Linked DNA regions of Homo sapiens: region 2 is linked to region 1. A link is an interaction called in ENCODE POLR2A ChIA-PET data of the cell type or tissue named here. Cell type or tissue: A673. All regions are shown on one strand. Region 1 overlaps GALNT1 (polypeptide N-acetylgalactosaminyltransferase 1). Region 2 holds the start of LOC105372064 (a long non-coding RNA gene).

Evidence for each region. Peaks named below come from ENCODE experiments on the same cell type or tissue, not always from the same donor. Only the 100,000 strongest peaks of a DNase experiment are listed, where the experiment ranks them.
Region 2: POLR2A ChIA-PET joins it to region 1 with 10 read pairs; 2 of 35 experiments call an interaction of 5 or more read pairs at or near these places.

What each region holds. Positions count from the first base shown.
Region 1 is chr18:35,624,109-35,632,108 of GRCh38, forward strand. All of the region lies in intron 1 of GALNT1 (polypeptide N-acetylgalactosaminyltransferase 1), which reads left to right. Among named protein-coding and RNA genes, the nearest start is that of MIR3975, 36 kb to the left of the region's middle. In A673, no CTCF peak of the experiment used is centred here; no DNase peak of the experiment used is centred here.
Region 2 is chr18:35,726,096-35,734,095 of GRCh38, forward strand. It overlaps LOC105372064 (a long non-coding RNA gene), which reads right to left and starts at 4,761. Exons shown (of 5, transcript XR_935377.3): 1 at 4,587-4,761. In A673, no CTCF peak of the experiment used is centred here; no DNase peak of the experiment used is centred here.

The DNA.
Region 1 (8,000 bases):
AGCTATCTAAATGTTCCTTTTCTTTGGAGCCTTTGGAGTCTGTCCTGTGTTATATGATTCAAGGTTCAACTAAAGATGGTGGTGAAGTTTACATAGATATTTTAGGGTTCTCACTTTTCTAGTATTTCCTGCCTCACTTTCCAGTTGCCTGCTAGTTCCAAATCTCATCCTTTGATGCTTCAAGCCAATATGATTGTGACTTCCTTCTTGAGTTTCAGTAACTCTGCACAGTGTAGGCTGGTAACTGCTGTTATTTGTGAGTAGATTAGTCTAGAATAAGCTCCTCTACTTTTCTGTGTGTGAGTGTCTCATGCTTTCACTTTCAGCTTTTCTGAATCCTTATGTTTTTGGTGTATGTCTCGTAAATAGCATTTAGCTTTTACTTTTTAAAAAAAATCCAGTTTGACAATTTAGATATATTTAGTCATTTTGTCTTAATTTTAATAACTGATGTATTGGGATTTATTTCTACCATTTTGTGCTGTCTATAGGTGTGGTTTCTCTATTATTTTAAATTCCTTTCTCATTTTATTTTAAAGTGATTGATTTTCTATTTCCTCCTTTTTCAACTTTGATTTTTAACTTACACATTCTGTTTTTATTTAATTAGTTGTTACCTTTTAATTCTCAACATATTTGCTCTTTAAAAAGCTAAAATTAATCTTTCTACCCTATCCCTAAACACAATGACCTTAAAATGCTTTAATTTCAATTGTCTTTCTTCCTTCTCACATGATACGTTTTCTGGCATTTTTATTTATTTACTAAATAATTATTGAACTCTTCTACCTTGTGCCAAGTACTGTTCCAGATGATGTAGTAATAACATTAAGCCACATAAAGTTCCTGTCATTTTGGAGCTTACAAGATAATTAATAAATTAATTAAGATACATTATGATGTAAATTACTACTTGGTGCTACAGTGGAAAGTAATGCATTAGGAAAAGATAAAGAATAACATTGGGGGTGGAGATGCTGTCTTGTAGATTAGTTTCTGCTCTCTTCAGACATTTCATAACATCTTTAGGGCTCAAGTATGAAAAACATAATTCCCATGCTGGGGATGTTTACAATCTAACCAAAGAGTCCCGGGGAAAAGATACATATATGGAAGCCACTGGCACACGGTGGGTGAAGCTGTGCCACTGCTGAAATTCCCAGGGAGGATGTGTATAGTGTCAGGGGTCTTGAGAACAGATCCGGAGAAGAGTAGGGAACCAATAAAGAAGACTTCAAAGCATGGTCAGAAAAGTAGGAGAACAAGAAATGACCCTGAGAGCCAAGAGAAGAGGCTTTATTTATAGCCTGCCTATTCTAAAAATAATTTAAGATGGCTAAGATATCAAGTAGAATGAAGCTGAGAAAGAGACTTGTGTTGCTAGGTAGGACATTACAGTTACTTGATTAACAGATGGTTTCATTGAAGTGAAGACTTGCCTTAGGGATAGAGAAAAAGACTTCTTGTGCAGAAGATGGTAAAGGAAGAACAAATAGAATGATAATTGGAGAGGTTGGTGTTGTAGCAAAAACATGTAGAAAATCTTAGAGATTTGGGGGATTCCATGACCAGAAAATAACATGAGCCCCTGGCCTGGAGGAAGTTCCTGCTGGATCCTTTACTTCCCAGAAACTGCTCCCCTGGTAGGCGGTGTATTTTCCTGTGTCTGAGTTCATAGTGGGCAGAAAGATGCATATTTTGCTGAAACTCCAACGCAGTGTTCTCTTGTAATGATCTGGCATTAATCTTCGTGTGATTAAAAATTAAAGTATGAGAAGAAATTAGTAACTTACCTGGCCTTTGCTTTTCAGACTCTTTAGCATGATAGTTAAGATTTCCTCTGTTCTGAACACACCCCTTTACTCCTGTCTCCCAATTAATTCTTCTGTTTGCTGTTCCCCAGACATTCCCTGCAATTTCTTGCCTCCCTATTTTAACTCACACTGTTTTGTCCACTTGAGATATTGTTTTGCCTTTTCCTAACTCATACCAATTCTCTAGTCATTCTCCCCACCAGTTTCTCTTTTTTGTGCGCTATAGCCCGTCACAACTCTCGGCATCTTTTGCAAAGACTTAAACTGTGAAATGACATGCAAACTCACTTTGTTGTCTCTCCTTCTATATTGCAAGCTCGTTGAGGATAGGGACTGAACATTTTTCATGTTTGTGTGCATCAGACTGCTTAGTGTAGTGTTTTGCACATATTTGAGAAAGTTTGAGTGAATTAGGGATATGTGATTCTGTGATAGACTAAGTAACGCCGTGTCTAAGATGAGCAGGTCATATACTAGGTTCTAGTTTGTAGCTCTTAAAATTTATATTGAAGTTCTGCTTTTTTGCAGTCTCCTGTAAAAGTAGAGTCCTTAATTTAGATCCTCCACTGATTTGTATCTTCATTTTTTTCTTGACAGGATATATACCTATATAAATCAATAATTATAGGTTGCAGATTGGTGTATCAGGATGCTTTTCACTGTAGTAGCAGAATACCCAGTTAAATCAGTGAGGGCTTTATCATCTTGCATAACAAGAAGTTCAGACATTGGGAGGTCTGGTCTTAGGGTTGGTCTGGCTCCATGAAATCATGAGGGTCCTGCGTGCTCTCCATGTTTTCAATTTGTTATCCTCAGCATGTCATTGATGGCATGTTGATGATGGCTTCCCCCATGGCCTCAAGATGGTTACATTACTTCTAAGCATACACTACTTCTGTACTCTCCAACAATAGCCAAAGGTTGAAAAGTGTAGTTTCTCCTTCAACATCTCTATGAGGGATATAACTGTTTCTGAATGCTTCCCAGCAGACCTCCCTTTCAGTACCATTAGTCAGGATTTGGTCACTTCTATTAGCTAGAGGAATAGAATGACCGTGGTTGGCTTGGACCAGTCAGGAATAGGTGGCCTAGCAGAGAATGGTCACTTGAATTCAGTTGGAGGTCAAATGCAATGAAAAATGTCAAGGTTGGATAAGGAACAAACAGTGTCTCCCACAGTGCTGTGTAGGTGTCTTTGGCCTTCCCACCTGGAAAGTTAAGATCCTCACAGTTTCCTAAGAGGGAGAGAGATAATTTTGTATTTCCACTGAGCTTGGCATTGGATCTCAGTAATAGTTTATTAACTCACTAATTCATGTAATAGACATTAACGGAACACATTTTGTGCCACGTACTGTGCTCAGTATTGGGGAAGAAGCTGAATAAGGCATGATCCTGGCACTCAGGTGGTAGCTGCCTACAGTTAAGTGGAACAGGGTGGCTGACTAAGGGGGGAGAATAGAGTTATTCTAAAATAAACTGATTTTAGGACATTCATTTTTCAACAGGAGATGTGGGACATGTGGATTTGGGATATGAATTCATTTGAAAAACCACTTTGGGTAAGTTGATAGTTGGGAGTGAATGACTTTAGGGCTCTACTTCTCTTACATTGGGGTTTGATCTTACAGCTAGCTTCTTAGGTTTTAAAAATTATGTTGATTGGGGGGGCGGTTCCAAGATGGCCGAATAGGAGCAGCTCCAGTCTACAGCTCCCAGTGTGAGCGACACAGAAGACGGGTGATTTTTGCATTTCCAACTGAGGTACCGGGTTCATATCACTGGGGATTGTCGGACAGTGGGTGCAGGACAGTGGGTGTAGCACACCGAGCTGAAGCAGGGCGAGGCATCACCTCACTCGGGAAGCACAAGGGGTCAGGGAATTCCCTTTCCTAGCCAAGGGAAGGAGGGACAAACGGCACCTGGAACATCGGGTCACTCCCACCCTAATACTGCGCTTTTCTGATGGTCTTAGCAAACGGCACACCAGGAGATTATATCCCGTGCCTGGCTCGGAGGGTCCTACGCCCACGGAGCCTCGCTCATTGCTAGCATAGCAGTCTGAGATTGAACTGCAATGTGGCAGCGAGGCTGGGGGAGGGGCACCCGCCATTGCTGAGGCTTGAGTAGGTAAACAAAGTGGCTGGGAAGCTCGAACTGGGTGGAACCCACCGCAGCTCAAGGAGGCCTGCTGCCTCTGTAGTCTCCACCTCTGGGGGCAGGGCATAGCCGAACAAAAGGCAGCAGAAACCTCTGCGGACTTAAATGTCCCTGTCTGACAGCTTGGAAGAGAGTAGTGTTTCTCCCAGCATGGAGTTTGAGATCTGAGAATGGACAGACTGCCTCCTCAAGTGGGTCCCTGAACCCCAAGTAGCCTAACTGGGAGGCACCCCCCAGTAGGGGCAGACTGACACTTCACACGGCCGGGTACCCCTCTGAGCTGAAACTTCCAGAGGAACAATCAGGCAGCAACATTTGCTGTTGACCAGTATTCGCTGTTCTGCAGCCTCCGCTGCTGATACCCAGGCAAACAGGGTCTGGAGTGGACCTCCAGCAAACTCCAAGAGACCTGCAGCTGAGGGTCCTGACTGTTAGAAGGAAAACTAACAAACAGAAAGGACAACCACACCAGAACCCCATCTGTACATCACCATCATCAAAGACCAAAGGTAGATAAAACCACAAATATGGGGAAAAAACAGAGCAGAAAAAATGAAAATTCTCAAAATCAGAGCACCTCTCCTCCTCCAAGGGAACACAGCTCCTCACCAGCAACGGAACAAAGCTGGACAGAGAATGACTTTGACGAGTTGAGTGAAGAAGGCTGCAGACGATCAAACTTCTCCGAGCTAAAGGAGGAAGTTCGAACCCAACGCAAAGAAGTTAAAAACCTTGAAAAAAGATTAGACGAATGGCTAACTAGAATAACCAATGCAGAGAAGTCCTTAAAGGACCTGATGGAGCTGAAAACCACAGCACGAGAACTACATGACGAATGCGCAAGCTTCAGTAGCTGATTCGATCAACTGGAAGAAAGGGTATCAGTGATGGAAGATCAAATGAATGAAATGAAGTGAGAAGAGAAGTTTGGAGAAAAAAGAATAAAAAGAAATGAACAAAGCCTCCAAGAAATATGGGACTATGTGAAAAGACCAAATCTACATCTGATTGGTGTACCTGAAAGTGATGGGGAGAATGGAACCAAGTTGGAAAACACTCTGCAGGATATTATCCAGGAGAACTTCCCCAACCAAGCAAGGCAGGCCAACATTCAGATTCAGGAAATACAGAGAACGCCACAAAGATACTCCTCCAGAAGAGCAACTCCAAGACACATAATTGTCAGATTCACCAAAGTCAAAATGAAGGAAAAAATATTAAGGGCAGCCAGAGAGAAAGGTCGGGTTACCCACAAAGGGAATCCCATCAGACTAACAGCTGATCTCTCAGCAGAAACTCTACAAGCCAGAAGAGAGTGGGGGCCAATATTCAACATTCTTAAAGAAAAGAATTTTCAACCCAGAATTTCATATCCAGCCAAACTAAGCTTCACAGTGAAGGAGAAATAAAATACTTTACAGACAAGCAAATGCTGAGAGATTTTGTCACCACCAGGCCTGCCCTACGAGAGCTCCTAAAGGAAACACTAAACATGGAAAGGAAGAACCGGTACCAGCCACTGCAAAAACATGCCAAATTGTAAAGACCATCAATGCCAGGAAGAAACTGCATCAACTAACTAGCAAAATAGCCAGCTGACATCATAATGACAGGATCAAATTCACACATAACAATATTAACCTTAAATGTAAATGGGCTAAATTAAAAGACACAGACTGGCAAATTGGATAAAGAGTCAAGACCCATCAGTGTGTTGTATTCAGGAAACCCATCTCGTGCAGAGACACACATGGGCTCAAAATACAGGGATGGAGGAAGATCCACCAAGCAAATGGAAAACAAAAAAAGGCAGGGGTTGCAATCCTAGTTTCTGATAAGTCAGACTTTAAACCAACAAAGATCAAAAGAGACAAAGAAGGCCATTACATAATGGTAAAGGGATCAATTCAACAAGAAGAGCTATCTTAAATATATATGCACCCAATACAGGAGCAGCCAGATTCATAAAGCAAGTCCTTAGAGACCTACAAAGAGACTTAGACTCCCACGCAATAATAATGGGAGACTTTAACACCCCACTGTCAACATTAGACAGATCAATGAGACAGAAAGTTAACAAGGATATCCAGGAATTGAACTCAGCTCTGCACCAAGTGGACCTAATAGACATCTACAAAACTCTCCACCCCAAATCAACAGAATATACATTCTTCTCAGCACCACACCGCAGTTACTCCAAAATTGATCACATAGTTGGAAGTAAAGCACTCCTCAGCAAATGTAAAAGAACAGAAATTACAACAAACTGTCTCTCAGACCACAGTGCAACCAAACTAGAACTCAGGATTAAGAAACTCACTCAAAACCACCAAACTACATGGAAACTGAACAATCTGCTTCTGAATGACTACTGGGTACATAATGAAATGAAGGCAGAAATAAAGATGTTCTTTGAAACCAGCAAGAACAAAGACACAACATACCAGAATCTCTGGGACACATTTAAAGCAGTGTGTAGAGGGAAATTTATAGCACTAAATGCCCACAAGAGAAAGCAGGAAAGATCCAAAATTGACACCGTAACATCACAATTAAAAGAACTAGAGAAGCAAGAGCAAACACATTCAAAAGCTAGCAGGAGGCAAGAAATAACTAAGATCAGAGCAGAACTAAAGGAGATAGAGACACAAAAAACCCTTCAAAAAATCAATGAATCCAGGAGCTGGTTTTTTGAAAAGATCAACAAAATTGATAGACCGCTAGCAAGACTAATAAAGAAGAAAAGAGAGAAGAATCAAATAGACGCAATAAAAAATGATGAAGGGGATATCACCACTGATCCCACAGAAATACAAACTACCATCAGAGAATACTATAAACACCTCTACACAAATAAACTAGAAAATCTAGAAGAAATGGATAAATTCCTCGACACATACACTCTCCCAAGACTAAACCAGGAAGAAGTTGAATCTCTGAATAGATCAATAACAGGCTCTGAAATTGAGGCAGTAATTAATAGCTTACCACCCAAAAAAAGTCCAGAACCGGCAGATTCACAGCCACATTCTACCAGAGGTACAAGGAGGAGCTGGTACCATTCCTTATGAAACTATTCCAATCAATAGAAAAAGAGGGAATCCTCCCTAACTCATTTTATGAGGCCAGCATCATCCTGATACCAAAGCCTGGCAGAGACACAACTTTAAAAAAAGAGAATTTTAGACCAATATCCCTGATGAACATTGATGCAAAAATCCTCAATAAAATACTGGCAAACCGAATCCAGCAGCACATCAAAAAGCTTATCCACCATGATCAAGTGGGCTTCATCCCTGGGATGCAAGGCTGGTTCAACATACGCAAATCAATAAATGTAATCCAGCATATAAACAGAACCAACGAGAAAAGCCACATGATTATCTCAATAGATGCAGAAAAGGCCTTCGACAAAATTCAACAGCCTTTCATGCTAAAAACTCTGAATAAATTAGGTATTCATGGGACATATCTCAAAATAATAAGAGCTATCTATGACAAACCCACAGCCAATATCATACTGAATGGGCAAAAACTGGAAGCATTCCCTTTGAAAACTGGCACAAGACAGGGATGCCCTCTCTCACCACTCCTTTTCAACATAGTGTTGGAAGTTCTGGCCAGGGCAATCAGGCAGGAGAAAGAAATAAAGGGTATTCAATTAGGAAAAGAGGAAGTCAAATTGTCCCTGTTTGCAGATGACATGATTGTATATCTAGAAAACCCCATCGTCTCAGCCCAAAATCTCCTTAAGCTCATAGGCAACTTCAGCAAAGTCTCAGTATACAAAATCAATGTGCAAAAATCACAAGCATTCTTATACACCAATAACAGACAGCCAAATCATGAGTGAACTCCCATTCACAATTGCTTCAAAGAGAATAAAATACCTAGGAATCCAACTTACAAGGGATGTGAAGGACCTCTTCAAGGAGAACTACAAACCAGTGCTCAATGAAATAAAAGAGGATACAAACAAATGGAAGAACATTCCATGCTCATGGATAGGAAGAAGCAATATTGTGA
Region 2 (8,000 bases), 100 kb after region 1:
CATGCCATAAAGCAAGTATCAATAAATTCAAAAAAATCGAAATCATACCAACCACACACTCAGACCACAGTGCAATAAAAATAGAAGTCAATACCAAGATCTCTCAAAACTACACAATTACATGGAAATTAAACAACTTGCTCCTGAATAACTTTTGGGTAAAGAATGAAACTAAGGCAGAAATCAAAAAAATCATTTAAAACTAATGGAAATAGAGATGCAACATAGTAGAATCTTTGGGATACACCTAAAGCAGCGGTAAAAGGAACGTTTATAGTGCCAAATGCCTACAACAAAAAGTTGGAAAGATCTCAAATTAACAACCTAACACCACACCTAGAGGAACTAGATAAACAAGACAAAACCAACACCAAAACTAGCAGAAGAAAAGAAATAACTAAAATCAGAGCAGAACTGAAAGAAATTTAGATGCAAAAATCCATACAAAAGATCAAGCAAACCAAAAGTTGTTTTTTTGAAAGAATAAACAAGATAGACCACTAGCTAGATTAGCAAAGAAAAAAGAAGATCCAAATAAGCACAATTGGAAATGACAAAGGTGACATTACAACTGACCCCACAGAAATAAGAAAAACTCCTCAGAGATTATTATGAACATTTCTATGTACACAACTAGAAAAATCTAGATGAAACGGATAATGTCCTGGAAACACATAACCTCCCAAGATTGAACCAGGAAGAAATTGAAACCCTGAACAGACCAATAATGAGTTCCAAAATTGAATCAGTAATAATAATAATAATAATAATAATAATAATAAGCCTTGCCAACCAAAAAAAAAAAAAAAGCCCTGGACCAGATGGATTCACAGCCTAACTCTACCAGATGCACAAAGAAGAGCTGGTACCTTTCCTACTGAAACTATTCCAAAAAAATCAAAGAAGAGGGACTCCTCCCTAACTTATTCTATGAAGCAAGCATCATTCTGATACCAAAACCTGCCAGAGAGATGATGAAGAAAAAAAACTTCTGGCCAATGTCCCTGATAAATATAGACACAAAAAATCCTCAACAAAATACTAGCTAAACGAATTCAGCAGCACATCAAAAAGTTAATTCACCACAATCAAGTAGGCTTCATTCCTGGGATGCAAGTTTGTTTTGACATATGCAATCAATAAATGTGATTCACCGCATAAACAGAATTGGAAACAAAAACAATATGATCATCTCAATAGACACAGAAAACAATTTCGATAAAATTCAACATCCCTTCAGGTTAAAAACCCTGAGCAAAATAGGCGTTGAAGAAACATACCTCAAAATAATAAGAGCCATCTATGACAAATCCACAGCCAACATCATACTAAATGGGCAAAAGCTGGAAGCATTCCTCTTGAGAACTGGAACAAGACAAGGATGCTCACTTTCACCACTCCTATTTAATATAGTACTGGAAGTCCTAGCAGAGCAATCAGGCAAGAGAAAGAAATAAAAGGCATCCAAATAGGAAAAGAAGAAGTCAAACTATCTCTTCACTGATGATATGATTGTACGCCTAGAAAACCCTAAAGACTCCACCAGAAGGCTCCTGGAACTGATAAATGACTTTGGTAAAGTTTCAGAATACAAATCAATGTACAAAAATCAGTAGCATTTCTATATACCAATAATGTTCAAGCTGAGAGCCAAATCAAGAACACAATACCATTTATAATAGCAACAAAAAGAATAAAATACCTAGGAATACAGTAACTAAGGAGATGAAAGATCTGTACAATGAGAATTACAAAACACTGCTGAAAGAAATCAGAGATGACACAAACAGAAAAACATTTCATGCTCATGGATAGGAAGAATCAATGTCATTAAAATGGCCATACTGCTCAAAGAAATCTACAGATTCAATGCTATTCCTGTCAGACTACCAATAACATTTTTCACAAATTTAGAAAATCTATTCTAAAATTCATATGGAAGCAGAATAGAGCCCGAATAGCCAAAGCAATCCTAAGCAAAAATAACACAGCTGGAAGCATCACATTATCTGACTTCAAACTATACTACAAGCCTACTGTAACCTAAACAGCCTGGTGCTGGCACAAAAACGGACACATAGACCAACAGAACAGAATAGAGGACCCAGAAATAAAGGCACACAGCTACAACCATCTGATCTTCAATAATGTTGACAAAAATAAGCAATGGGGAAAGACTTCCCATTCAATAAATGGTGTTGTGATAGATAACTGGCTAGCCATATGGAGAAGAATGAAACTGGATCCCTACCTATTACCATATACAGAAATTAACTCAAGATGGATTAAAAACTTAAATGTTAGACCTCAAACTATTAAAATCCTAGAAGAAAACCTAGGAAATACCTTTCTTGATATTGGCTTTGGCAAAAGATTTATGGCTAAGTTCTCAAAAGCAAGTGCAACAAAAACAAAAATTGACAAGTGGGACCTAACTAAAGAGCTTCAGCACAGCAAGAGAAACTATCAGCAGAATAAATAGAAAACCTACAGAATGGGAGAAAATATTCACAAACTATGCATCCAACAGAGAGGCCTGATATCCAGAATCTATAAGGAACTTAAACAATTCAGCAAGCAAAGAACAAATAACCACATTAAAAAGTGGCCAAAGGACATGAACAGACACTTCTCAAAAGAAGACATACAAGTGGCCAAGAAACATGAAAAAAAAAGCTTAACATCACTACTAATCACTAATCAGAGAAATGCAAACCAAAACCACAACGAGATACCATCTCACACCAATAACAATGGCCTTTGTTTAAAAGTCTAAAACAACAAATGCCAGTGAGGATGTGGGGAAAAGGAAACACACACTTCCAGTGGGAATGTTAATGACATGGTTTGGCTCTGTGTCCCCACCCAAATTTCATCTTGTAGTTACCATAATTTCCACATGTTGTGGGAGGGGCCCGGTGGGAGATGACTGAATTATGGGGGCGGGTCTTTCCCATGCTGTTCTTGTGATAGCAAATAAGTCTCACGAGATCTGATGGTATCATAAGGGAGTTTCCCTGCACAAGCTCTCTTTGCCTATCACCATCCACGTAAAATATGACTTGATCCTCCTTGTCTTCTGCCATGATTGTGAGGCCTCCCCAGCCATGTGTAACTGTGTATCCAATTGAACCTCTTTCTTTTGTAAATTGCCCAGTCTCGGGTATGTCTTTATCAGCAGTGTGAAAACAGACTAATAAAGTAAATTAGTCCAGCCACTGTGGAGAACAATTTGGAGATTTCTTAAGAACCAAGAGTTGAACTACCATTTGATTTAGCAATTCCATTACTGGGTATACAGTCAAAAGAAAGTAAACTGTTCTACCAAAAAAATAAGTGTACCTGTATGTTCATTGCAGCATGGTTCACAAAAGCAAAGACATGGATTCAACCCAGGTGCCTATCAACTCTGGATTGAGTAAAGAAAATATGGTACATATACACCATGGAATACTATGCAGCCATAAAAAGGAGCAAAATCAAGTCCTTTGTAGCAACATTGGATGAAGGTGGAGGCCATTATCCTAAGCAAACTACTGCAGAAACAGAAAACCAAATCTACATGTTCTCACTTATAAGTGGGAATGCACAACAAGTACACATGGACAGAAAGATGAGAGCAATAGATATTGGGAAATACAAGAGGTGAGAGGGAGGGAGGGAGGCAAGGGCTGAAAAACTATCTATTGGGTACTATGCTCACCCCCTCAGAGATAGATTCATTTACTCCAAACCTCAGCATCACACAATATACGTTTGTAACAAAATTGCATATGTACCCCTGAACCTGTAATAAAAGTTGAAGAAAAAAAAACCCAAAAAAAGTGTAAGACTTACATGCTGAGAACAAAAACATCACTGAAAGAAATTAAAGAAGATCTAAATAAACACACATTGATGAATCAAAAAGCCTAATATTAAGATGCTTGTTTTAAGTTTGTTTAATATACTTGGCATCTCAGCATCCATTTTTAGGTCTGATGTAAGTTATTTGAAACCCAGTTGTACTCCATCACCTTTGGCTTTTAAAATTTCTCCTCCCTTTGTGGTCGTTTCCAGTACAGCCTGCTTTTTCCTCATCCTACTGACTCAAAAACCCAACACAGCTCACAGCTGCTGGCTACAATAAATCCTAATGGTCAACACCAGAGTCACAAAAATAAGTTCCCCATTCAGCAGGTTTTTGTTAACTAATCAGTCTACAACTCCTGAGAGAAAGCCTAAAGGTTAATGCCTATGGAACTTAATGAAGGTATAGTACCACGAGTCCCCCTTCCCACTTTCTCCTCTCTCACCCTCCCCGCCTGCCCCCTTCTGCACTACACCTCTTGTTGGCTCCAGATGTCCCAACACCTCATAGGCACCCCTAACCTCTCTGGGACCTGTGAGTAATAAATTTCTTCTGTTTCACAAACTTTGGTTTCACTTTCTCATTGTGTCTCACCTGACAGACACACTTGAACCTAATTATCCCCCCAGTCAGGGCTCTCTTAGAGGGTGGCTATCTTAGCTTATAGCCACTGTCAAGAAAGAGACCCCAAGACCAAATTAGAAAAAATAAAACAAAACATAATAATAGAACTCACAACAATGGTACTACTCTCTGTCCTGTTTGGAGTCAGGTTCCAGCTCATGCTGAGGTCCGAAGCGAGTGGATGGACGAGCAGATAGCTGAAAGAACGCTGCGGGGGCTGTAGGCAGGTGAAAGGTTGTTTTATTCAGTAACTCTCTTAGCAGCAGCTCACTCACACTAGCTCTGTCACACTGTTCGCCTTGTCTTGGCTGCTTAGCCCGGCGGCTCCCACACACAGCTGCATGGCTGGCTCTCCCTTCAGGGTCAGCAGCTTAACTCTTTCTCTCTCTCTGTGGGTACAAGTGAGCAGAGCTGTGTTCTGGCTCCCTCCTGTCCATCTGCAAAGACGGACAGCTCTGGCTCTCTCTCTCCTTCTCTGGGCACAAGCGCACCTGTACAGTGTCAGCAGGTCAGTAATACCTTTTACAGACAATAGTGGCTTAGAGCCAAATGATGAGCCTTCTTATGTTATGGCTACATGGCTAAGATAACAAGTGGAGTTATATGCCTGTGCTGTAAACTCACTGAGTCACTCTAGATGTTTACCTCAGCCTATCCATGACCAAAGCACAGCCATGTTCTTTACACTCCCCAGATCTGAAAATTTAGTACAATCCCTATCAAAATCTCAAGTGTCTTTTTTTTTTTTTTTTTTTTTTTTGCGTAACTTGACAAGCTGATTCTAAAATCTATACGGAAAATCAATGTACACAGAAGAGTCAAAACAATTTTGAAAAAAAAGAACAACATTGGAGTACTCACACCCTAAGATTTACGGTCTTACTACAAAGCTACAATAATAGAGAAAGCCAACATTGCACTGTAGTTCCTATAGAGGGGTGAAGGGAGGGAGTGGGACATGGTGTGAGGATAGTCATATAGATCAACTGAACAGAATTCAGAGTCTAGAAATAACCTTTATATTTAGGTCAATTGATTTTCAACAAGAGTACAAAGAAAATACAATGGAATAATAGTCTTTTCAACAAATGGTGGTGGGACAACTGGGTATCTGCCTGCAAAAGGAAGGTGGACCCCTACATCACACCATATGTAAAAAGTAACTCAAAATGAATCAAAGACATAAATATAAGAGCTAAAACCATAAAACTCTTAGAAGGAAACATGCATGATCTTCATGACCTTGGATTAGACAATGACTTCATAGACATGAAACCAAAAGCACCAGCAAAAGTAGGAAACAAATAAGCTGGACTTCTCCAGAACTTAAAAGTTTTGTGGTTTTAAGGATGCAATCAAGAAAGTGAAAAGATGACTTACACAGTGGAACAAACTATTGGTTAATTATGTATTTTTTAAGAATAAACTTGGATCCAAGGCCAGCCATGGTGGTTCATACCTGTAATGCTGACACTTTGGGAGGATGAGATGGAAAGATCACTTGAGGCCAGGAATTTGAGACCAGCCTGGGCAACATAGCAAGACCCCCATCTCTACAAATTTTTCTTTTTTTAATAGCTGGGTGTGGTGGTGCGTACCTGTAGCCCAGCTACTTGAGAGGTTGAGGTGGGTGGATTGCTTGAGCCCAGGGGTTTAAGACTGCAGTGAGCTATGATTGTGCTACTGCATATCAGCCTCAGCAACAGAGCATGACACAGTCTCTAAAAAATAAGGCTGTGCAGACAGAGCAGTCCCAGGAGCCTGAGCTCCTGCCTCATAGGCTGTAAAGAACTTTTCACTTTCTGTCCTCAGTTTCAGCTTTTGCCAGATTTCAGAACAGCAGGCCAACATTGCACTGTAGCTCCTATACAGGGGTAAAGGGAGGGAGTGGGACATGGTCTCAATTCATAATTATGCCATTTAAATGACCAAAGTTAAGGGGTCAGTTGTGAGAGGAGACTGGCATTGTGGAAAGAATACAGGCTTTGAAGTCAGATAGCCACAGGTTCAAATCCAAAGATCTAGGCCTCAGTCTTGTCCTCTCTAAAATGCCTGCCTCATTGGGGAATTACAACATCTTGATAGAGATAGCATTAACAAATGATTTTTCCCTTCTGCTGTTCTCATCATTTCCTTCTGCTGGGGCTGGTGTCAGGGGCAGGGGAGCAACTGTCCCTAGCTGTGTGCCAGACCAGACCAAGGACCATCTGCAGCTGGGCAGCTGGAAGTGGATCCAGTGCAGAAGCATGTAAATCTGATTCCACTTAACCGATACATGACTCAGCTTAACTCTAGCAAAGAGATGTTTGAAGCTGCAAAAAGTGAAAAGAAACAAGATAGTATTTACTCTTCAGCAATTCCATTGTTACTAAGCCCAGGCCACTTGGCTTCACACTACACCCTGAGTGTGCCTTCCAAGGAAGACAGACTCACTTACCACAGGCAGCCACAGGAATAAAAAGCTGGCGTGGGACAGAAAATTCTCCATACCACAGCCAGAGTAACTTTTTTGAAACTTTTGTCAGCTCATGCTGCTCCTCTGCTCAAAACCAGCCTTTCTGGCCCACTCACATTGAAATGCAAGTCCTCGCCATGGCCTATAAGGCCCACATGACGTGGCTCCTGCATGCTGCTCAGCCCTGCCTCAGGCCCTTTCTGTCCCTTCATGATGCCTGGCCACACTGTCCTGCAGGAGAAAAGTCTCAGCCAGTCTCATGATTGCAGACTCAAAACTTCTAGATATGATATTACCAGATAGAATTCAACATTTTATTAAAAGAACAATTTACTTCAGGTTGGGATTATCTCAAAATGTAGCTAAGGTTCAATAGAAAATCTATGAATGTACTGAACCAACGGATGTGGGATAAAACATTAGTAACTTGTTGCAAAAGCATATGTTTAACATACATCTTAAAAAATTATTGCGCTATAATTTTACTTCAAACGAACAGCTAAAACTATGTTTAACGACAAAACCCTAGAGACTTTGCTATTTAAATCAAGAACAAAACAAGGATGCCTGCTATCACCATTACTGCTTGACAGTGTTCAGGAAGTTAAGCAGTAGTGCACTCCTGGCAACGCATTAGGACACGAAACAGAAAGGAGAGGCAGAAAACATCATCAAGATCAACAATTTGTTCTCATTATTTGCAGATGATGGTCATTTATTTGTTCATTAAACCACCAAATATACCCTTGAGCCACCTCTATGTCTCACACCGCTCAAGGACTCAGAATGCCAAACTCCCTGCCCTTGTGGATCTAACATGGCAGGGGGAAGAAAATAAATAAACAGCAAGTTAACAATGAAGAATGTGCCATGAAGAAAAATAAACCAACTGACAGAGTGACAGAGCAGACAGGGCCATTCTAGAGCAGGTGGACAGCCTACATGAAGAGGGGATGTTTGACCTAAAGGCACAAAAGCGCAAGCCATGGAGCAAGTAGAGGCAGTGTTCCAGGTGGGAGAACAGTGAGGGTCAAAGCCCTGAGACCAGCAGATCATCATGCAGGACGACTA